Linked DNA regions of Mus musculus: regions 1 and 3 are each linked to region 2. Evidence: chromatin loops called from intact Hi-C (ENCODE). Cell type or tissue: gastrocnemius. All regions are shown on one strand.

The links. Peaks named below come from ENCODE experiments on the same cell type or tissue, not always from the same donor. Only the 100,000 strongest peaks of a DNase experiment are listed, where the experiment ranks them.
Region 1: it touches region 2 in a loop (3-fold over the local background); 2 of 42 quality-filtered maps call a loop at or near these places.
Region 3: it touches region 2 in a loop (4-fold over the local background); 16 of 42 quality-filtered maps call a loop at or near these places.

What each region holds. Positions count from the first base shown.
Region 1 is chr10:88,823,019-88,831,018 of GRCm38, forward strand. It overlaps Utp20 (UTP20 small subunit processome component), which reads right to left and starts at 3,796. Exons shown (of 62, transcript NM_175158.3): 1 at 3,588-3,796; 2 at 2,400-2,480. The coding sequence starts at 3,632. In gastrocnemius, no CTCF peak of the experiment used is centred here; DNase peaks (open chromatin) are centred at 3,773 and 4,100; H3K4me3 peaks cover 1,753 bases; H3K27ac peaks cover 1,104 bases.
Region 2 is chr10:88,375,187-88,383,186 of GRCm38, forward strand. It overlaps Gnptab (N-acetylglucosamine-1-phosphate transferase, alpha and beta subunits), which reads left to right and starts at 4,082. Exons shown (of 21, transcript NM_001004164.3): 1 at 4,082-4,349. The coding sequence starts at 4,233. Gm40733 (predicted gene, 40733) reads right to left here and starts at 3,878. Exons shown (of 5, transcript NR_168608.1): 1 at 3,829-3,878. In gastrocnemius, CTCF peaks have their summits at 1,762 (motif pointing right), 3,921 (motif pointing right) and 5,453; DNase peaks (open chromatin) are centred at 77, 1,762, 3,945, 5,068 and 1 more place; H3K4me3 peaks cover 3,554 bases; H3K27ac peaks cover 4,823 bases.
Region 3 is chr10:88,665,467-88,673,466 of GRCm38, forward strand. It overlaps the pseudogene Gm29807. Among named protein-coding and RNA genes, the nearest start is that of Spic, 14 kb to the right of the region's middle. In gastrocnemius, a CTCF peak has its summit at 4,459; a DNase peak (open chromatin) is centred at 4,447.

The DNA.
Region 1 (8,000 bases), 450 kb after region 2:
TTAAGAGCACTGATTGCTCTTCCAGAGGTCCTGAGTTTAATTCCCAGCAACCACATGGTGGCTCAGAACCATTTGTAATGGGCATCCGATGCCACCTTTTGGTGTGTTTGCAGACAGTGACAGTGTATCCACATACATGAAATATGTACATGTGAGAGGGCTCAGTCCACTGGGGACCATGCCACCCCTGGAAGGTTCTAGGTGGCATACAAAAGTAAACAGAGCAAGCCGTGGAGAGCAAGCCAGTACACAGAACTCCTCCATGGCCTCGGCTTCAGTTCTAGTCTCCAGGTTCCTGCCCCGAGAGTTCCTCCCCTTGTTTTTAGTTGTAGTCTTGATCATAGCAATAGAATTCTAACTAAAACAACAAGAATGGAGACCAACAGCCCCCACTGTAAGATGTGTAACTGAAGCCATTTTGGATGATTCAGCCTAAGAATTTATGTAAGGAAATTTCTTACGAAAAGATGCCAGTACCCACTCCCGTATGTTTTTTTTTTTTTTTTAAATTGTGCACTCTCATCTTTAACATTTTATTGCTTGGTGCTTTTGACCTGTCCTGTAGCTTACGCTAAGACCACCTGCTGAACTCAAGTCTGTAACTGCGCCTCCGCATTCACCTGTGCTCTAGATTCACTAAGGTTTAGAGACAGGGTCTCACCATGTAGCATGGCTGGCCTCCTACTCACAGAGATCTGCTTTCTAGGTGCTGAATATGGGATTAAATGTGTGACCACCACACTCTGCTAGTCAAATGTGTTTCTGTGTTTCCCTTGGTGGCCTAGTAGTAGTTAAGATTAACTGTGCTTTCTGGAACTGTCCCTTTCTCTCAAATATCCCATGGACACTGTAATTTGCATGGGTCACAGGTACTACACATCACACTGAGCAAGTTCCAAGTGCAACCAATTATCTTCCTCGGAAGAGCTGCATGCTCTCTCTTATTAGCACTCAGTGCCTATCCTATCTCTAGAGAGTGTATATGCACACGTGAATGGCAGAGTCTTGCTCTGTAGTCCTGGCTGGCCCAGAATTTGTAATCTTCCTTCTTCATCCTCACCCGGAATCCCTTCCCAGATTGTTGAGTGGTCTCTTCAACCATCCGGCTATTGTAACCAAAAACCTTAACCTACCTTCTGTTCCTCTCCACATATTCAGTAGGTCAGTTCCCGCTCTTGAATGTAATGTCCCCGAAACGTCCCTTCTGATTTGGTTACCACTATCCTAATCATTTCTCATACAGACATCAGATCTTCTCTGCTAGTTTACATCCTGCTCTTTCCTTCACGTTAAAGACAGACAGGCTAAAAATCTTAAGCTTGATCATGTCACTTACTCCCCTGCTTACAGTTCAGGAACAGAATCCTATGGCTTTAGGATAAAATCCAAATGTCTCAGCACATAAAACTATTGAAGATCTTTCCTATGTCTCCAGCTACCCTCCTCTGCTGTTCCAGGCACCCCACTCGTGTGCACCCTAGACACATCTATAAGACTGAACAGTTTTGTAGTGCTTTAAATGGGACACACATTCCCGAGCTTCGGCTATTTTGTGCAGACTTTTCCCTTGGCCTGGAAAAGCCACTCTTGTCCTCTTGCCATGCTAAAACCTACAGCAAAACTCAATTCAGGTCCCATCTTAAAAATCATCTTCTGACATCCTTTCTGACACTCTCAGAAGGCTCCTTTCACTGAGTTCTCAAAGCCTTTTATGCTGGTCTAGATGTTATCATTCAACATGCTAACGTGGTAGAAGACAATGCTGGCAAAGACTCGGTACAGAATCTGCTCAGTAACAGATGAAGAGCTGAGGTTGAAACCCCAAGTTAAAGGTGTCAACGCTAACAAGACTGAGGTTAGGGTTAAGGCTTTTAAGAAAGGCTAGCAGAAGCACTAAGGGCTTGGTGCAGCAAAAAGGAAAACCCTTCTTCACAGAAGATGGCAGGTATGTGGTTAGAACCAGAAAAAAGTGCAGTTTAGTATCTTCGAGAGGAAGGAACTAAACACCAGGAAAGTGATTTCACTAAAATCACTTTAAAATCGGAGCTGCCAAAAAGTACAGGTCTGTAGACCCACTCGCAATGGACATGAGAAAAGAAGAGTTTCCAGTAACAAAACCCAATTGAGAATCAAGTCAAGCCAAGTCAAGTTCAACACGGCATCATCCGACTGAACAAGGCCAGGATGAACATGCACCATCTGGTATGGTACTCCTCTCGAATGATTCCAGCTAGCTGCATATAGCTATTGAGGGATTTAGGTTTAAAGTGAATGAACATATTTGCTGTGTGTGGTTTTTTAATTAGACAACACAGGTCTAAATCACTGCATGTACATTACAAATGGCTTGAAAAACAGCTTACTTACATTGGTGAGAGAAATTTAAAACTCCCTCTTACCTCGTCATAGCTTGCAGTTCTGTCGATACGGTGAATAATATCAATGTTCACATTCCCCAGTCTCTCTGCAAATGTAAGAAACTGCAGAGAAAAAGCATATTTAAGACATATTAGCATTCAATGCTTATCAGGTTTTGATATCTGCTGGAGTAAAACTACACCATAATCACATCAAATTCTGAACACAGAACGTTTTAGAGCTTCAGTGAGCAACCTCTGGACCATCACCACAAACAACAGTACCCTTAGCGTATCATTTCAGACCCGTGGTTTCTATTGGTCATAAAATATGTAACTTTTTAAAATAAGAGCAGCTATTACTTATGAAACACAAAAGGTAAATGTAAGAACTCTAAACAAAAGCAGTTACTACTTGAAGATAATAAATACTTGTACTTTTTGCATAACTTACTTCATCTGTATTTCTTTTTTCTTTTAACTTAAGTACCCTTGGAACAGGCTATGTAGCCAACGATGACCTTAAAATTTAAGTTCAGACCCTCTTGCTTCTACATCCCCAGGTCTGGGGTAACAGGCATTTAGCCATCACACCTGTTTTTGTTGTAACTGTTGTTGTTTTTAATGGGGATCCAACCTAGGGCTCCCTGAATGTTATTCAAACACTCCACCAACCGATCTACCTCCTACATTATGTTTTATCAAATACAATTTCCACACAGACTGGAACCTGGACGAACGCTTTCACACCACACCGAAAGCACAGGGATCTCGCTAAGTTGTGGGAACAGGTATATTTTTTAAAAACAGACAGACTCAGTTACAAAAGGGCTTGGAAAGGCATTATAAAGTACAACAGTAGCCAGCAGAAGTCATTCGCCACTTGCCAGCTCGCTCTACCCTCCTCTGTTCAGTCTTTAAAGTTAGAAGGGGGACTCGGTTGCAGACGATCCCCTGGGCCAATCAATTTGAGCCTGGAGTGAAGGGAGTTGCCCAGACAGGCCAGATCTCACCGCTAAAAGGCGGACTCTGGAATTCAAGTTTCCTCACTCCCCTGCGAACTAATGTTTTTTTTTTTTTTTTATACTGGCATAGTCTCCCATTTTCGCCAGAGCCCCGGGCAAGCGATTCCGGCTCTGCCCGGACTTGCAGGCCCTGGGGTTAAGGCGATCAGCTGGTCAGGCAGAGGCAGGGCGAACCGCGGCTCCGGGCCCAAACTCCCGCGCTCACCCGGTATGTGTTCTCGGTCTTGTGCGAAAGTGGCTTTGGCTTCATGGCTGCGGCGGGACAGCGGCCCGCGAGGGTCTCAGGACGACAGGAAGGGATCCGCGGGCACTGCGGAGGAGAAAGTTACTCCCACGCGGTACTCTCCAATGCTCCGGTGCCTGCTTTTCCTCACGTGTAGTTAGTGCCGCTGGGCGCCGCCATGTTGGAAAGCCAGGATGTGTGGGTCATGTGGGCGGAAGAGGCGGGCCGAGCATGCGTGCTCTTCCTGATTGTCAGTCGTGCAGTTTGCGGATGTACAGTTTTTGCTACATGAGAAGTTGGCCAACACAAAACAAACTCAGTGGTATTTTTGTGGACGTTTTGTTTTGTTTTGGACATTGTTTGTCATATTTGTCATTTGCCTGTTGGTCTTGATTTTCGTTTTTGTAGATTGGTGGTGATGGTGGGGTTTGGTTTGGTTTGGTGTTTTGTTTTTTCAAGACAGGGTTTCTCTAATCCTGGCTGTCCTGGAACTCACTGTGTAGACCAGGCCGGCCTCGAACTCAGAAATCCGCCTACCTCTACCTCCCAAGTGCTGGGATTAAAGGCTTATGCCACCACTGCCCAGCGTCCTTCCTTCCTTCCTTTCTTTCTTTCTTTCTTTCTTTCTTTCTTTCTTTCTTTCTTTCTTTTTTAAGAGAGAAGAATGTACAGTTGAATGGGTTGGGAGAATCTGAGAGGAGTTGGGAAAGGGAAAAACACGATCAAAATATATTGTATGAAAATTTTTAATAAAAAGGATAAAAGGGTTTTATTATAGAAAGAAAGCATAACCGTCACAACCTAGCATTAACTGCTGCTCGATACATACCGTGCACCATCAAAAGCTGTTTCCACCCATAATACAGTAATGCTGGTTATAAACTCAAAACGTGAAGTGTATGTTTGTTTGTTTTTTTTAAGCCCCCTTGGCATGCAAGGAAACCAAAGTTGGGCATCTTGTAAGTGACGATCTTCATTCACACGCAGACTCCGAGGTCCAGGTTTTAGTTTAGTACTAGAAAATAAAATCTGGCTCTTCACGAATGCCAGGAAGCAGCTCTACCACTAAGCTAGATCCTACAGCTCTTAATCATATATATAGAGAGAGTGTGTGTGTACAGTCGATGAGCCATGGAGTTATTTGCACAAAAATTGATGGAGGAAGGTCCAAGTGCAAAGTCCTTGAGATAAGATTTCATCCTAGCCTGGCTTGTGAGTAGTCAGAGCCCATCATGGGTAGAATACAGTGAATCAAGATATCTTTGCCTCCATTTATTACCTTTCCCATTGTAATCCATTTTAATCCATGGGAGTTCTGGGTATTTCTTCAAATCATGAAACAGTTCCCATGACTTTTGAACTGGGTTTGGTTGGCCAATCCATCATCATTTTATATTTTCTGTCCCCATGAGTTTTGTTTTGTTTTGTTTTGAGACAAAGTTTTTTTGTATAGCCTTGGCCATCCTTTCACTGTAGCCCAAGTGGGTTTCAAACTCAAAGAGCCCCCTGTCTCTGCTACTCAGTGCTGGGATCAGAAGTGTGCACCACCAATCACCACCCAGCTCCCTTCCTCATGATTCTCTGTGTTAAAGAGTAAGGTGTAAAACTGCCCCAATTATATACAAGTCAAACAATCCAAACGGAAATAACACTAGTAAGGTTCCTTATTCATAATAGACTTTGAATGTCTGAAATAATCCCGCATCCATTACCTCTCTGGTGTTTATGACAGCCCTGTGAGGTAAGCAGAAAGATATAATTGCCTTCCTATCATACAGAAAGAAATGAAATAGTCCCAGAGAAATTAAGCAATTTTGCCAAGGTCATGTGCTTTTGCTTGCCAATGCCAGAGCTTCTTACTCAGGCTTCAAAGGCCCTGGCACAATACTCATCTTCCCAAGTGATAAATGGTTGGCACTGTATAGCTCTCATGCTGCCCCAAGCACTGTTGCAAGTGTTTCCCATATGATGACTCATTTACTCTTCCTACCAGGTAGTTCTATTATCTTCATTTACCAATGAGGAAGCTAAGAGACAGACTGGGTAACTTGGCAGAGACTAGCTAACCCCATAAGGAAGTCAGAGTACCCAACAGTTGCAGGCAATGTCAGGATTTGTACTCTTAGTCTATGCACTATGCTACCAGAGGATTTGGGAAAAAGTTTTGTGATTCAGGCCATTGTGGGCACAGCTCAAGAGTCTTTGAGATCAAATCCAGAGATCCATTTACTCCTTAGATTGTTGCAAGCCCTTCCTGTGATGTCTATAGCCTCTTGGTCTTATTATCCACTTAATGTGATTGGGAGATATAATTAAATCTTTGTCCTTAAACTACTTATCTGTGTGGAAGAAACAAGGCTGAGCAGTCATCATTTTACTGTTTAGCTTGAGTTCATTAAGAATATGGAATAATACAATACACCTGTGTGGTTTTCACCTAGTTTGCCTGTATTGGGTTAGACAATCTCTATTTTCTGTTTTCTTTTTGGATGCCCACCCCTGTTTGTTTATTCTCAATTCATGAAGTTACAATGACAACAGGGTTATCCTGTCTCCAGGGTTCCATACATGGCTTAGATCCGTGTGTGTGTGTGTGTGTGTGTGTGTGTGTGTGCGCGCGCGCGCCTGTATGTGTATTGGTGTGTGTGTGTGCCTGTGTATATATTTATACATGTACTATGTGTGTGTCTTTCTATGTGTGTATGTTTGTGTGTGTGTCTTCTTGTTTGTGTTTGTGTCTCTCTGTGTGTGTTCAATTAGTTCAGTGAAAGTTGTTCCTAGATCCTAGAACTTGCTAGTTGAATTATTGGGAAACAAGGCTGTTTCTACTTGGAGACTAATAAATATAGTTGGTTATAAAATTGAGATTTCTGGTAGCCATCTTATACCATACAGGGACAACCAGCAAGAGAAGGAGTGGATGATTTCAGATGAGTGCAGTACCCAAAGAGGAGCAGATCAAGTTCCAGATTTTCAGCACCTAGCTCTTTCTGCATCTGTCCATGAACTCTTTAGTATTGTAAGCCAATATGCTCAAACAAGTCTGAACTGGGCTTCTATCACTTACAACTTAGACAAATTCTTTCCAATCACTTCCTTTTTCTGATCAATATGGGCATCATTTCTACACTAATGTTCTCAGCAAGGAAGGCAGAAGCTCCATGGCCTTTTATGAACTGACCCTAGATGGTACATTGCTTCATTCCCTCCCCTCCAACTCCATGACAGTCAGAGCTCAACAGACTCAAGGGCATAGATCAAGCCTCTTGGGGGAAAGAATGTCAGCTATATGGGCAGCTACATTTTTGCATATATATATATATATATATATATGTGTGTGTGTGTGTGTGTGTGTGTGTATGTATATGTGTGTGTCTATATATGGGCGTATATAAGCATGTGTGTGTGTGTGTGTGTGGTGCATGTAGACATGTATATACATGAGTGTGGAATCCAGAGGTTGATGAAGTGTGTGTTTATGATCACTTTGCGACAGGGTCTCTCAGGTGAAACTATAGCTCACTGATTCAGCTAGTGTAGTAGTCAACTTGCTCTGGGGAATCCCCATCTCTGCCTTCTGGGTGTTAAATTACAGGCAGACTGCTATGTCTGTCTGGCATCTATGTGGATGCTGGGGAATCCGAACTCCAGTCTTCATGCTTGCACACTGTGATTGCTATTCTTCCTGACTACATTTGGAATTAACTAAGATCCAAAACTGGAGGACTCACTGCTTTGAAGCAGTGCAACTGAAAGCTAGTCAAAGTGCCTGAAATTTGCCTTTCCATCGGTTCTATGAGCACTTGAATTTAAACAACTTCCTTAAACCTTAAACCTGCACCCTCATGGCCACCTGTATACATGGCCAGCATCCTTTCAAAAAAGATCACAGTGCTTCATGTAACTCAGAAAAAAAAAACACTGTACTAGCAATATGACCCTCGACTATTCTCACTGTTTAAGCCAGATTATAAATGACCCACTGTTTTTCTTTGTACATCTTTTTCTTTTTCTTTTCCTGACAGGGTCTGTGATGGTTTGTATATCCTTGGACCAGGGAGTGGCACCATCTGAAGGTGTGGCCTTGTTGGAATGGGTGTGTCAATGTGGGTGTGGGTATAAGATCCTCACCCTAGTTGCCTGGGTGTCTTCCACTGGCAACCTTTGGATGAAGACATAGAACTCTCAGCTCTGCCTGTGCCATGCCGGCCTGGAAACTGCCATGCTCCCACCTTGATGATAATGGACTGAACCTCTGAACCTGTAAGCCAGCCCCAATTAAATGTTGTTTTTATAAGACTTACCTTGGTCATGGTGTCTGTTCACAGCAGTAAAACCCTAAGTAAGTCAGGGTCTGTGTATGTGGTGCAGAATGGCCTCAGACTTACAATCCTC
Region 2 (8,000 bases):
AGAGTGATAGGAATTAAGGCCTGCCTGCCTAAGTAGGCCACTAGGGGTGGGCCTTCGAAGGTTGTGCTCCCTCCTCGCTCCCCCACCACACACCCCCTAAGGTTCCAGTGTGCTTTCTGCTTCCTGGTTGGGTACCATGGGAAAGCTGCTGCCTCACGTTCCTGAGCACCGTGGCAGACTGAAATGTCTCTGAAATCCCGAGGGCAAAGAAACTTTCCCTCCTTTGAATTGTTCTTGTAGGGGCATTTTGTTCAATTAATACCACCGACCTAAAGAAAATGTCTCTGAAAGGGTGGAATCACTTACGTGTGATTTCGAAGTTCCAGAAGCTGACGCAAAAGGATCGCTATACATAAGTTCGGAACTAACCTGGACTACAAGTGCTAGCCTGGGCTACAGTTGTTTTTTTTTTTTTTTTCCCCCAACCAATCAATAAATCAACAAATGAAAAATAAATTCTCTCACCTATGCTTTCTAACACTAGATCACAGACTGTCCTCATCCACTGTGGCACTGCCCATTATCCGAAGGAAGAGAGGCTACCTAGAGAGGAAGGGGCGTCTGAACAAATTGGTTCCCCACCCAGTCTAGAAGGAATCATGTCCGAGTGATGAAGTCTCTACAAAATCCCAAAGGGATCAGTCAGAGAGTTTCTGGGTAGTGGGACATATTCTGGTTCCTAAGAGTTGGTGCACCCTAAGAGGGCACGAGACCTACAGATCCCTTCCCCTTTCCGACTCTTCATTTTTATTCTTCTTTTCTTTCTGATGGTGGGGGAATCAAACTCAGAGCCTGCACATGATTGGCAAACACTCTCTTCCACAGACCGTTCTCTGAGATGCCAGGTCTCGATACCCAGCTAGGGTAGCCTCAAATCTGTGACTCTCTGCCTCTGCCTCCTGAGCGCTGAGACTGTGCAGGCATAATCCACCCTGCCCAGTACCTTAGCTTACATCTCTGTTGTTATGATGAACACTACGATAAGCATTGTAGGGGGTGGGGGATGGGCTTATTCACCTTACAGATTATAGTCAGTCAGCCATGGTAGCCACAGCCGGAACTCAAGCTAGGAACCTGGAGGAACTCAAATTATTGCCTTGCTGCCTGGCTTGTTCAGCTTGTTGCCTGGCTTGTCCTGCTTGCTTTCTTTTACAGAATGGGTCCATCTGCTCTGAATGATCCTGCCCAGAGCGTTCGGGGCCCTCCCACACCCATTATTATCAAGAAAGCGCCTTGCACACAAGCCAATCCGATGGAAGCATTTTCTCAATTGATGGTCTCTTCCCAGGTGACTATTGCCTACGTCTAGTAGACAAACTCTATCAGGCACACTTGGCTAATTTGTAGCCTTTGTAACACTCGCTATAACAAGGCAACAATGTAAGAAAGTTACTCAAGCGCCTGATGAGATAGGGGTTGCAGGGACTGTAGGAACTCCAGTGTGTATTGTGTCCATTAGCGCTGAGAAACCTGGGGCCTTGATTGGCATCTAAATAGAGGGCCCAGTGTTCGGCACTGAACGCTTGGGGTCTGCTACTATGCTTATTTTGAGCTCACGAGGCTTTTGTGTTGATTACGGCATGAGAGTAGAGGGAAAACGCGGTACTGTTGGTTGAAGCAAGTTCTGAGTGAATAGAACAGAACGGCCTTCAGTGTTGTGCCAGGAGTCGGTTGATGACGTTCAGCTCCAAATTTGTACCTCTGAAAACCAGCCCTGTGTTAAGAGTCATCGCTTTTGCCGTGGGTGTGATATTAAGATTGGCCAGTAGGGGGCAGTAGAGGCATATTGCAGGAACAGGCTGTTGCTTCCTTGGGAATCTAGTGCGTGGCTTTTGCTTCATATTTCTCCAGCCGCATGTGCAAATATGTGAAAATGGACGCAGTGATCTACGTGGAGATCTCTCTCTCTCTCTCTCTCTCTCTCTCTCTCTCTGATTTATTTATTTTATTTATATGAGTACACTATAGCTGTCTTCAGACACACACCAGAAGAGTGTATCAGATCCCATTAAAGATGGTTGTGAATTTCCATGTGGTTGTTGGGAATTGAATTCAGAACCTCTGGTAGAGAGGTCAGTGCTCTTAACCACTGAGCCATCTCTCCAGCCCCAGAAAACAGTCTTAGTACGTCCTTGCCATCTTGGCGTGGTTTGCTGACCTCTTTCCCCATCCTTCCCGTTGGAGACACAGACACAGGGTGCCCCCAACCTGACACCTGAAGCTTCAACACCTCCCTCCACTCTCAGTGAGAAGCATCTCAATGGGAGGCAATAAAAATCGGTGCTTAGTGGGAAATCTGAACTTTTGAGGTTTATAAGAAACAAGGCAGCAGCCGGGCGTGATGGTACATGCCTTTAATCCCAGCACTTGGGAGGCAGAGGCAGGCGAATTTCTGAGTTCGAGGCTAGCCTGGTCTACAGAGTGAGTTCCAGGGCTATACAGAGAAATCCTGTCTCAAAAAACCAAAAAAGAAAAAAGGCAGCAGGCCCAGGGTTCTGTCAACTTGGCACTAGAAAACATACTGGGGGGAGGAGGGAATAAACTAAGTATCAAGTTTGAGAAACACAGTCAAGAACATCAGGACAAACCAAGAATAAGACTAATGGAGATTACAAAGATAAAGGGCACAAAGCATTCAACTGGAACGCCTGATAAAAGAGGTGGGTAGTGCCGCCCTGTAATCCCAGGTGGAAGGGAGGGAGGGAAGAGTTCAAGGCTTGCCTGGCTACATTGGGAGTTAGAACCCAGCCGGGGCTTCTTGAGACACTGTTTCAAAATCCTCCACACCGTTCTGTCCCAGCTTCCCCCACTCCTGTCCCCTCCCCTTCCCACCCTCCCCCCACCAAGCAAAACAAAACCTAATAATTCCCAAACCAACCAACAAAACCAACGAAAGCTTCAGAAGAAAGAGGATAAGTTGAGGACTAGACGAATGAAACAAAGTAGGAAAGTGAGGGGTTTCATTTTAATTTTCTTTTGTTTATTGACAAGGTCTCACTACCAAGACCAGGTTGGCTTTGAACTCATAACCTTCTTGCCTCAACGTCCCAAGTGCTCAACAGGTATGCACTGTGGTAGACACTGCATTTGAGAGTATGCCGTGTAATGAGGGTAATTCCCCACTCCCACCCCACCCCCACACAAAAAGACCCAGGTAGGCCCAAACAATTCTCCAAGTGAATTTGACCCGAAAACTTAGTTAGTTCTCTATAACACTCCAGTTCCTTTTTAAAATTTTTTATAATTAACAATGCCAATTCAATAGCTATACTACCCAGTTGTATTTGAAAGGGTTTCTGAAATGGCTCAGCAGGTTAAGGTGATGCCAAGCCTGACTTCAGTTCCTTGAACCCGCAGCATGGAAGGACAGAAACAAGTGACCCTCACCATACACTCACACACACACACACACACACACACACACACACACACGCACACGCACACGCACTCACACACACGCGCACGCGTGCGAGTTCCCCTGCATACACAAACTTATAAGCAGATTGATTACCTATCAAAAGCTAAGGCTTCAGATAGTAACTAAATCCGTTAGTTTTCCCTGCTTTGCCACAATCAGCCTACCTGTGACCTCAAAAAATTTTTTTTGATAAATGCCCGATTAGTGACTTTTGTTTTTCCAAAACCAATTAAACCTCGTGTACGAACGTCTAGAGTAGATTATGTCATTTGGGACAAGCCGAATATGCATTCCCTAGCCACGATCTTTCAAATTTTCTTTCGAAGATAAACTTGAGGCAGGAGCTGTGTTTTTTTGGTTCATCAGGATTGCCCATTGGCACACTGCAGGGGACAGCCCGGGTCGCTTACCTGTTGGTTGGGTGGGTCCCACCGTGCAGAAGGCAGAGGGCCCAAAGGGCAGGGCCCACGGCGCACGCGCAGATGGGAGGGCGCGCGCCTGCCCTTGCCCCTCCGCCCTCTAGGTGGCGCTGGCGACTCGCCGCCGCCTCTCCGAGGCCAACCCCGGGTGGCGCCGGGCGCCTTGCGGGCCCTGGGTCCGCCTCCGCCGCGCCGAGGGCGTGGGCTCCGGGCTCCCGGAAGCGGCGGCCGCGGCGTGGAGCCCAGCGGGCCGTCGGTCGCCGGAGCGACAATGTGCGGCAGCCGGGGGCTGTGAGCTAAGCGCGGCGGCGCGTCCGGGGGCCCCTGAATGGCGGCTCGCTGAGGCGGTGGCGCGGCGCGGGCTCCTCCTGGCGTGGGGTGGCGGGGCCGGGGTGATGCTGCTTAAGCTCCTGCAGAGACAGACCTATACCTGCCTATCCCACAGGTATGGGCTCTACGTCTGCTTCGTGGGCGTCGTTGTCACCATCGTCTCGGCTTTCCAGTTCGGAGAGGTGAGTAGCGGAGCCCGAGCCCCGGAGCCGCGTGCGCAGCATTCCCCGATTGAGCCCCGCGGTGCCGGCACCCCGAATCTCCCTTCTGCCTCCCCATCTTCCCTGCAGCCTGGGGACCAGCACACGGCCCACTAGTCCCAGGCGCTGAGCGTGCATCCTCTCCCCGGCTCGCCTGCAGCAGCTGGACTGGACGTCCGGGCCTCGCGTGCTTCAGCGTGCGCATGGATCCCCTTCCTTCTGCAGGGTGTCCCCAAGAGTCCTCTGGCCATTTGATTTTGGCTCTAAGGCCTTGCGCTGGTGAAACTCTCTCCTAGGGTTTGTATTTTTCTGTAGTGATCCTTCATTCCCTGGCTCTCCGTAGGATCCAGTCCTGCGGTGCCACCCTACTAGTCCTTCACCGTTGACAAAACACCTTATCTTCTGTTTCTTCTGGATCGCAGACTTTGTCTTAGAGGCATGCGCGGCTTTGCATGTGAATTTTGCGCCGTTTTGCATGTGAATTTTGCGCCGTTTTGCATGTGAATTTTGCAGAGTGAAAGGGAGATTTTTTTAAATTAACTTTTTTCCTTTTTCATAATGGCTCTGCTGTTTTGTACAGCTGCATGCCAGCGGGTTGGAGGCCTTACTAGTGAGAATGCACACGCTGATGGGAAGCACCAAGTGCTTATCTCAGAGTAGGGCCCTTGTCAGGTGACTAGGACTGCCTGCGGATCTTGGACTCCAGCCCCGGACCTCTTGAGAGCCAGCACAGACCCACCCTTGCGTCATGGGCTATGCTAATACTTTTTAGATCAAGTCGCTGGTCCTTCTTGGACTGAGAACTGCGTTTAATTGATGTGCAGTGAAGCAGTTTGATTAGACTGTAAACTCTTCAAAGAGCACAGACAACCGGTTTGGGAGGTGTGAGCAGCCAGGTTAAATGAATTTTATGCTCCTTTGGAGACATACCTTGAACGTTCTGGGGACTGCCATTACTCTTCAGTTTAAATTTCAGTTATTTGATTCTTGGGTAGTCTAGTACAGTCTTCGCCATCTTAAGTGTGCAAAGGGGTATGAGCAGGTCAGAAATGAATGGGCACAAGTGTGCCATTCAACAGAACACTGCCCCTGGAGACAGGAAGAAAACATGCGCTTTCAAAGAGTTTGGAATGGTCTCCCTGTTTTATTTATTTGCTTATATTTTAGTAAGAGGTTAAAAGGGTTTTATAATTAACAGAATGCTCTTATAAAACGGCACAATACGTATGTGTGCGCTCAGCACCTACACCGGACTGTAAGCTCGGTGGAGAAACTGGTGTCACTTTAAATGCTGTAACCCTAGCCCAAGCCCAGTGCCAGGCAGTGCCAGTGTGTGCATACTAAGCGTCTGCTTAGTGATTGGCTGAGCGATATGGCCGGGTTCTAAGTGTGTTTTTAGTGGTTGTAGGGACTAGAAAAAAGTAATTTTACAGGTGAGAATGAGACTGTCGCCCACTTCCAATTGTGGAGTGTTTTAGTTTTCCACCACCTCCTGGTCCGTCTACGTTTCATGTGTTGTAACTTGATATGTTTTCGCATAGTTAGTGTCTGACTGCTTTTGAATGGCTTTCATTTCTGAGAAAGAGCCTTACTAAGTTGCCCAGGCTAGCCTGAAGTTCACAGTCTTCCGTTATCAGCCCTTCTGAGTGCTAGGGTTGTTGGTTTATGGTTTTAACCTGGTTCATTTTAAGTGGGCTGTTTACTGACCATGGCGTGAAATGCATTTGTTACAGCCTTGAAGAGTTTGAGACAGGGTCTTACCACGTCGCCCAGGCTGGGCTTGAACTTCCTATATAGACCAGGCTGGCCTTGCACTCAGATCCTCCTGCTTCTGCCTCTGGAGTGCTGGGATTCAAGGTGTATGCCATGAGGCCTGGCTCATAGACACAGATCAAAAAGTTTAGCTGAAATGAGAGAAATAAGAGTTAAGAGTGTCACCGGGTAGCAGGAGAGGTGGGGGTAGCTGGCCTGTGATGGGGGAGGGGCTAGGGAGAGCTAATCTGGATGTGACCAATGGCTCCAGTTAATGCTAACCATGATAATAGCAAGCATAGTCCTTACTAGGTGTTCTCTAACTGCTTCATACACTAATTTAGTCTTCACCCAGCCCTCGCATCTGGACAGTATTATTTTACCTGCCTCACAGGTTATGCAGCTGAGGTGTTTGCATAAATTAACATGGCTAATTCACAGCAGACATGCGCTTCAAGCTTAAGACAACTTGGCTTTGATGCCAACGTCTTAGTAACACCTCTTATATATAACATGCGGATCAGTGTTTTGCCTGTATGTGTGTATATGTGTAAGGATGTCAGATCCCCTGGGACTGGAGTTACAGACAGTTGTGAGCAGCCACATGGGGCCTAACCCAGGACCTCTGGAAGAGCAGCCAGTGCCCCTAACCACTGAGCCATCTCTCTAGCCCTAACCACTGAGCCATCTCTCCAGCCCCCAATAATCCCCCCTTAAGGCTTTTCTTCCGTATATGCATGTTATGTGCACACATGTGGGTGCACATGTGACACTTTGTGCTGTTGGTTCTTTCTCTGCACCTTGTGGTTCCCAGGAATCAAACTTGGGTTGGCAGCAGATTCCTTCACCCTCAAGGTCATCCCCTTACCGCCACATCATTGCCCTTCACCCCAGCTCCTGATGGTTTCTCCTGCAGCCCCGGGCTTTGCTTATCACATCTGGGAGGAAATCTGAGCCCTCTCAGCTTCCTCTTCTTTAAAATAAAGGCATAACTGTCTTCTTATCAGGGTCGCTAGTGGAAATTAAGTGTAGGAAGATTGATAGCACATAACAAACTCTGTCGTTAGGCCGTAATAGTTGATGTTATCACCATCAATTGTTTAGTCTCCCTCTTCACTTTGAAATATTTCCTTGAACTGGGACTTTGATTGTGTAGGTAGCACCCGGCTGTTAACTAGTTGTGATGCATATAATGGTTAAGAAGATCATTGGTAAACTGGGAGCTCATTTTCCTCCTTAGTGTAAGAGGTAAAGAGGGGATTTGAAGATTTTTATTTGTGTGTCTGTGTGTGTGTGTGTGAAGGTCTCCTGGAGCTGGAGTTACTGAGCTGGATTCTCAGTATGGGAGCTGGGATCCAAACTCCAGTCTATCAGAAGAGCAATAAATGTTCTTAAACCCATCTCTCCAGCCACTACCCACCTCTGTGTGTGTGTGTGTGTGTGTGTGTGTGTGTGTGTGAGTCTGAGACAAGGTTACTTGTACCCCAGGCTAGCCTCCAACTCCATTTGTACTTGAGGATGACCTTGAAATTCTTTCTGACCCTTCTGCTTCAACCTCCCTAATGCTAGGATTATAGTTATAAACTATAGAATTGTAATTTTGTTATTGAGCTATTAAAGTTTAAGACCACTCTGCCCAGTCCTGGGGAATCTAACCCCGGGCTCTATGCACGTTAGGTCAGCACTGTACTAGTTAATCTATCTCCTCCGCCCTAGGTTCTTGCTTTTTAATAAGTTGTTTAAACACTTGTCCAGAGTTTGAGGAAAAATGGAATCAAGGGTGGGATCTACTAAATAATTCATTTTCCCTTACAAGTCAAGCCAAGTACTAGTTAGAAATCCCCTGGGAATTCTGATAAAATAGGAATACAGTTGAACCCA
Region 3 (8,000 bases), 290 kb after region 2:
AGCTGCAGCAGGCAGATTTCTGAGTTCAAGGCCAGTCTGGTCTACAAAGTGAGTTCCAGGACAGCCAGGGCTATACAGAGAAACCCTGTCTCGAAAAACCAAAAAAAAAAAAAAAAAAAAAAAAAAAAAAAAAAAAAAAGTGAAATTAGGAAAATGAATGGAACTGGAAAATATTATACTGAGTGACATAATCTAGACCCAGAAAGCCTCTTGAACAGAAGAATCCTTGGTTAAGATTGTGCTGCTCACAGAAGCCATAGGTTATTAGACAAAGATCCCAGTATCAAATCTAGGCTATCATACTATGAGTTGTTGGTAAAGAAGCTCACCCCCACACCCAATCAATATAGGCTCGTGCCATTGCTCTTGGGTGCTTACCAGAATGATAAGACTACTACTGAAGATGCTACAGTTGCAGGTGGGTGCAGGACAGAGAAATCATGCTAGAACTGAGCTGGGAATGTCTTCACAGCTGGTTAACTTTCATAGTGCCAAAAGTACCGTGCAGATTGCTAGGAGAGAAAAATCAGTAACTGTCTTACCCTAACTGGACCCTCCATTCTAAAATACTGACTTTTCAGACACTGGTTCAATAGTGGCATGGCTGCCCTAGAGACAACCAACTGCTTTCTGAGTAAATTTGAGTTCTATTCCACAAGAAGAGATTCATGCCTGATACTGTAAACCTGATCAAAAGTCCATGGCTTGGGAAGTTAACAGGCCATAGGAAATAGGTTTCTTATTTACCAATAGAAAACCTACTATTGTTGTTTTGCTAAGTGGACATGCCATACCACCCTCTAAATTTTTGTTCTGTTTTGTTCATTTTTATGATTTTTAGAGACAGGGTTTCTCTGTGTAGTCCTGGGATTCAATATGTAGATCAGACTGGCCTCAAACTTAGAGTTCCTCTTGCCTCTGCCTCCCAAATGGTGGAATCAAAAGTGTGTGACCCAGAACTTGCTATGTATCTGCACTTTCCTACCTCTGCCTCCTGAATGCTGAGATTAAAGGCATGTGCCACCATACATGGCACTAATTATTTTTATACCTATAGATTAGTGCTGCTCTCAACCTTATTTCGGTAAAGCTTCTTCTCGCAGTGAACAGCTGTAGTAATAATTTTTATATACAAATCCCAGTGGTAGATTTGCTACCTCAATGCTTAATGTTCCCAAATGAAAGACACCCACACAACCTTTATATTTTGATATTCCTTAAACAGTGCAACAGCTAGGCCATTTCCTAACCTCCACGTGGTTAATCCCAAGTTATTACTTACTAAATTCTATATTCTACCTTGGCTGCCCTGGACTGAGAGGGCTGGCTAACTGGGCCACACTCTCCTGGCTACTTTACATAGATCTTGAAGTCAGCGGAGAACTAATAGTTATAAAACTGTGGATAGGTGCCTAATAACCCAACCTGTTCTGATCTTCCTGCTGATCTGTTTACCCAGTCAATATCCTGTTCCTAGGAACAGGTGCATAACCCGGAGACAAAGCGACCCCCCCCCTCTACCCCCGCTTCCTGCTCCTATGAGTATATGGCCTGTGTGGGAAAAATAAAAATTTGTCAGCTTGAACAGAACCTCTTGTCTTGCTGTCCATTCTTTGTGTTTCTTTTTCCCCCATTCTCTTCCAGGTGCCCCTCAAGTCCCTGTTAGACTGTCCCCAGGGTTGGGACAGCATCTCTCCTCTCCTCTACCTTCCCTGGCATGGCTGGCCTCCTCTTCCTCCTTCCTTTCTGTTCCAAGCCGTGGAATCCTAAAAGTCTGGCCTCTGTCTGCCATGTCCAACCATTAGCTGCCTTTATGGCATCTTTATTTACCAATCAGAACTGAGGCAGGCTCCCTCAGAGTCTTACATGCAGACACTCATATAAGTAGATTGGGGGAACCAAAATTAACATTATAATACCAGCAGCACTAGGTCAAACCCACTACAAACAGCAGTTACTGCAGAGACTTAAGACAGCACTTGGGAGGCAGAGGCAGGCAGATTTCTAAGTTTGAGGCCAGCCTGGTCTACAGAGTGAGTTCCAGGACAGCCAGGGTTATACAGAGAAAAAAAAAAAGAGTGAGCAAAGTGCTGAGAGTTAAGTGACCCTTGAGTGAACATCCCTAAGCAGAATGTCTGTTTATAAGTCTCTCTCTCAGTCTCTCTCAGTCTCTCTCAGTCTCTCTCTCTCTCTCTCTCACACCAGAGGATGAGGAAGTGTTCTGTGAAATTCCATCGTTTGGAGATGACATGGATGTTGTTACCCATGTGGTCATGGCAGTGGAGACAATCTGTACAAGGCTGAGTCCTTCAGCATTCCAGCTTGGATGGAGAAGGGGCTGATGAGGCTGCGTCCCCTTGATGAGGAGCTATTTGGTAGTTCATGTTTTGTGGAGACTGCCATTTTTCTTCAGTATTGCAGCCATTCATAAGTTGTCCATTGTCCAGGAAATAACCCAGACCCATGTTTATGCAAGCAACCCAAACTAAGCTCAGTGGGTCATTAAAAATAAACGTAGCAGGCCTTGCTAGGAAGAAGAGTTCAAGTCAAAGTGGGAAGGTATCTCAGTTAGGATTTATATTGCTGTGAAGAGATACCATGACCACAGTAATTCTTATAAAGGAAAACATTTAATTGGGCCTGGCTTACAGGTTCAGAGTTTAGTCCATTGTCATCATGGTGGGAAGCAGGGTGGCATGCAGGCAGACTTGGTGCTGGAGAGGTAGCTGAGAGTTCTACATCTGGATTGGCAGGCAGCAACAAGAGGGAGTGACATAGGCCTGGCTTGAGCACTTGAAACATCAAAGCCCACCCCCCAGTGACACACTTCCTCCATCGAGGTCATACTTCCACTATCTATGAGTCCATGGGGGTCATTTTTATTCAAACTACCTGTATAATGGAAAAGGCCTATGATCCCAGTATTTGGGAGGTGGAGGCAAGATCAGGAGGTCAAGACCAATCTCTACTACACAGGGAGTTTGAGCCTAACCTGGGTTCAATGAGAACCCTTTTGTCTTAGTTAGGGTTTTACTGCGGTGAACAGACACCATGACCAAGGCAAGTCTTATAAAGGGCAACATTTAATTGGGGTTGGCTTACAGGGTCAGAGATTCAGTCCACTATCATCAAGGAACATGGCAGCATCCAGGCAGGCATGGTGCAGGAGGAGCTGAGAATTCTACATTTTCATTTGAAGACTGCTAGAAGAATACTGGTCTCCAGGCAGCTAGGATAAGGGTCTCAAAATCCACACCCACAGCGCCACGCCTACTTCAAAAAGGTCACACCTACTTGAACAGGGCCACACCTTCTAGTAGTGCCACTCCCTGGGCCAAGCATATACAAACCATCACACCATCTCAACAATAACAACAGAGGATATTGAGGAAAGACAATAAACATGGCCAGCCAAGGGCTCAGTCCTCTCCCAGGCAGGAATCTCACCATTCCTACATTTAGACAGATGCTACACTCAAGGGACTAGAGCTTATTTGTGGCTCTTGTCTTTTCCAAATTAGACTCTATATCGTGGTCCATCACAGGGCAGTCATGAGCAAATGCAGCAATGAACAAAGGAGACCAATGATCGTTCCGGAACTCCCGGTGATTGGATATAGTAGCTCAGTGGGAGTTTCAAGTGCTGCCCCTTGGGTTGTGTGACTAACTTCCACATAAGCATGAACAGTTTTGAAATGCATGTGAATATATCAGACAGACAAAGGCTGGACCATGGTGTTCTGATTCCTCCCTGACATCTGCACTTTCTCCTTTCGGGCAATATCTGTTTTAAGCAGGTGTTCTTTCCTGCTCCTTTCTGGGAGAGTGACCTTTCCCTTCTTCAGAAGGAGTTCCTATCGTGTTTGTACTCTGAGGCTTGAGATATTCTAGGAGATTCTGGAAACTGTTCTTATGGTCACATGGGCACAAACACACATACACACACACACACACACACACACACACACCTTAGGTGCACTGTAACAATGATTCTCAATCTTTGGGTCATGACCCTTGCAGTCACATATCAGATATCCTGCATATCTAATGTCTACATTTCAATCCATAACAGTGATGAAGTAGCAAGGACATAATTTTATGGTTGGGGTCATCACAACTGTATTAAAGGGTTGAAGCATTAGGAAGAGTGAAGACCACTGCTCTATAACCCTATCTGAAGATGGTTCAGGCAGGTTAGAAAACATCCCTTCTTTGTGATAACACAGATGAATTATGAAGCCAAATGGTGGTAAGAGGTACATCATTTCCTTCCAGGGTTCCTTAGACCATGTGGAAAATAAGTCATAGCTTTCTTTTCTAATTGCCCATATTCAGATTCCTCCCTCAATGTATTGTTTGCTGATCTCTAATCTTTTATCAGCTCGAGAGATTAAAACATAAAACAAGACTTCATTAGCAGTGGGCTAAAGAGAGAGAGTGGGGCAGCAGTGCCTCCATGTGGCTGAGTTGTAGTATAGGAAACAATGACCCCTCACTACACACTTAAACCTGGGAGATTGAACTGCAAAATGATTTATGGTAGTTGGGGTCTTCAGAAGGTTATTATCACAGTGCCATTTTCCTTAGATCACTATTTCCTGGCATCACAGCCCATGATTGGAAGCATAGAGAAAACACAGGCAAAGGACAGCCAGGATAACGTGGGTGCATGCACACTTAATTATTGCCTGTCTGTGAGATTTATGTTTGATGTGTCTAACCATCTTGGAGTGGCCAGTTTGGGGGTAATTATCATATTCCCATTGTGTCAAGTACCGTCCTTTGTTTTAAGAACGTTTAAAATATCTATTCTGAAACAGACAAAGTATTTCTATTTTCAAGGTTTATTATTATGTTTGTGTATGTGCACGTATGTCTTTGTGAGTGTATGCCCTGTGTGTGCATGTCGACGGAAGCCAGAAGAGAGTGTCTAATCCCCTGCAGATGAAGTTACAGGCAGGTGTGAGATGTGTGGGTGCATTCTTTTTTTTTCAGTCCGGGTCCTTTATTTCTTTTTTTTAAACATTAGGCCATGAATTCGTATGGAATGGGCTCCAACAGCTCAGGCTCTTTTCCGTTAGTCCTCACAAAGTGTGCTTCTCTGGGTGGTGCAGCCTGGCGCCTCAGCTGTACCCAGGTGCCCTTGGCTTCCTTGTTCTTCTGATCTTTCTCCTTCACCAGCTTCAGGAAGCTGCCTCTGCTCTTCCAGAGCTTGATGCGCTCAGTCCGCACATTGGTCCCTTGGCCAGAATCTTGCCCTTAACTTGATTGTTCACAGTGATGCTCACAGTGTTGGCATCAGGACCTCCCAAACCTGTGACATCACATAAGCGACAGCGCGACCTACAGACCGGTTGTCCAGACAACGGCCGCCATATTCCCAGAATCCATCGGGCTCACCTCCCACCTTTACCTGCCTTACTTCCTTTTCCATTAAAATAATGGGAGAGCCTCTCCCTCCCTCTCTTTCCCCGTTGTTCTCTTTCTGCCGCCACCTTGTCTTTCTCTCCCAATAAAACCTCTTCTACGTGGAACTGTCTTGGCCTAGTGTGCTGTTGAGACGAGACCTGCCATTCTAACACATCACACAGCATGCTGGGTGACACTGTAGACTCTTCCGGTTTTGCTGCGGTGACACTTTGGGGCATTCTTTTTTTTTTTTGAACAGTGTGCATTCCCTTGATGTCTGTGAGATCACCCTTCTTGTAGATTTGCAAGTAACCAAAGGAACAACGTCATGGTTCCTAAAAGGCCTAGAGAACGTATACTGAGTGCCTCTCCTTTTTCCCTTTGTGTAGGTCATTTTGGTGAGTTACTGGAAGATGGCTACCACGGCCAAATGAGAAACAAACTCTTGGTTCCTCAGGAAGAGCTGAGCCATCTGACATATAAAATGTCACCATTAACTGTCACCTTACTGTGGACTAGAACATCAGGACTTGTCTAATTGCAACTCCACTTGTTAGCCTGCACCTAGCCAAACCGTATTTAAGGCCCCTGGGGACCCCATTCTCCTCTACTGCTAGGATTCAATGTTTTAGGTTTTATTAAAGTGACATATTTCATCTACTTCCTGAGCCTAACATTTGACTCACATGGTGTCCCATGCCTTTACTCCAGGCACTGGGAAGGCACAAGCATGTTCTTTCCTGTGTGCTTGAAGACAGCCAGGTCTACACAGTTCTAGGCCTCCCCCTGGCCTAGAACTGACATCGCCTCAAAAACAGATTTTTTTTTTAAAATCCAGGACAGCCAAGGCTACACAGAAAAAAAAAAAAAATCTGTCTTGAAAAACAATCAAACAAAAAACCCAAACTTAAACCAAACAGTTTTCTAAGGTTTGCCCATGTTGCAATATTTTATTGGCATGCATTAATTGCACAAAACCATGGGCTTCATTACTGCATTTTTACAGACAAGAGTATTAAGCATTGTAGAAAAGCAGACCTGATAAGTACACCTTCTAAAGCAATTTATTAGACTGGCTTACCTGATATGAATTGAGTAGCTCAAGAGTGGCTGTCTGCATGCGGCCCAGAGGCTAAGAAGCAGCAGCTTTCCAGTCCAAGAGCCTTGTCTCCAGCCCACATTGAGATACTGGGATCTGGGCAATGGCTGCAGTGGTCGTGGAGACAGGGGAGGATGCCTATGCTCCATCAAGTACGCCAAGCAAAGAAGCACTGCTGTCTCTTCAGATATCCATCTGGGTGAGGATCTTCACACCTACCTGCCCCGCCCTGCCCCACCCAGTTAATTCACCCCCCCCACCCCCACTAGAAATACCCTCTGGGCATACCTAGTGGATTCCAGATTAAATCAACATGACAACATTAACCATTACTTTTGGGTGTGGTGGTGCACGCCCTAAATCCCAGCTTTTTGGAAGGCAAAGGCAGGAGGATTCCGGTCTGTCTAGTGAGTGCAGGGACAACCAGGTTACGTAGAGAGACCCTGTCTCAACAAAACAATTGGTTATTACTGGTTATACTTACCATAGCCTTCCGTTTCTCCTCCTGCCTACTCTTGCTCCTTCTCTACCCTAACAGTTCCTTCTCTGCATGCATGTCTGTTCTGTCTTAACGCTGACTAGTATTCTACTATGTGTGCATGTTTATACATGTATATGCCATCGCAAATGGGAAGGCAGACATCTCTTTGGCATATGGATTTCAGCTCCTTTGGAAACATACCCAAGAGCAGGATTGCTGGATCATCTATAGTGGTCTATTTTTTAGTTTTGAGGAAAATTCCTACTTTTTTCCATGTCTGTACTAATTAGTGTCAACAGCATCTAAGTTCCCTGTTCTTCAAGACTAGTTAAAACTAATACAAAATAAATTTTGGGGCCGGGTTCCACATGCTGCAGCCCCTCGGCGCCCATGCTCTCAGCCTTGCTGCAGAGTTGCACAGAGAGGAGCCTGCTGGGTAACTGGACCCAGTTGCCTGGAGCCAGCCAGCTGGGCGTCCAGGACCCGGGGCCTGTGCATACTACAGGGCCCAAGCACTCACCTGACCTTGGAGGCCACCTTGACGTACCATACTGTACTGGCCCAGCATGGCTGCCCTGGACCCTGGGCCAGGCAGTGGTAGCATGGGGCCTGGAGTCTACTTCCAGAGTCCCCCCTGTGGCCTGCACGGAACAGTCCAGGGGGTATGGATGAGAAGTCAAGGGAAGATCACCATCAAGGAGGACCCCAAGCAGCTATGGAAGCGCCTCAATCTGGAGGAGTGGATTTTAGAATAGTTGAATCTAAGTCTGCCAGGAGGAGATCCCAGAGTTTGAGATAGATGTGAATGAACTCTTGGACTTGCGGCTGCTAGAGTCAAGGAGCTGTTAGTTGACTGTTACAAACCCACTGAGGCCTTCATCTCTGGCCTGCTAGACTAGATTCGGGGCATGCAGAAGCTGAACATACCCCAGAAGTAAGTAGAATTAAATATATAGATAAATAAATGTTGGGTCCTCAAGTGCACACACACACACACACACACAGTGTGTT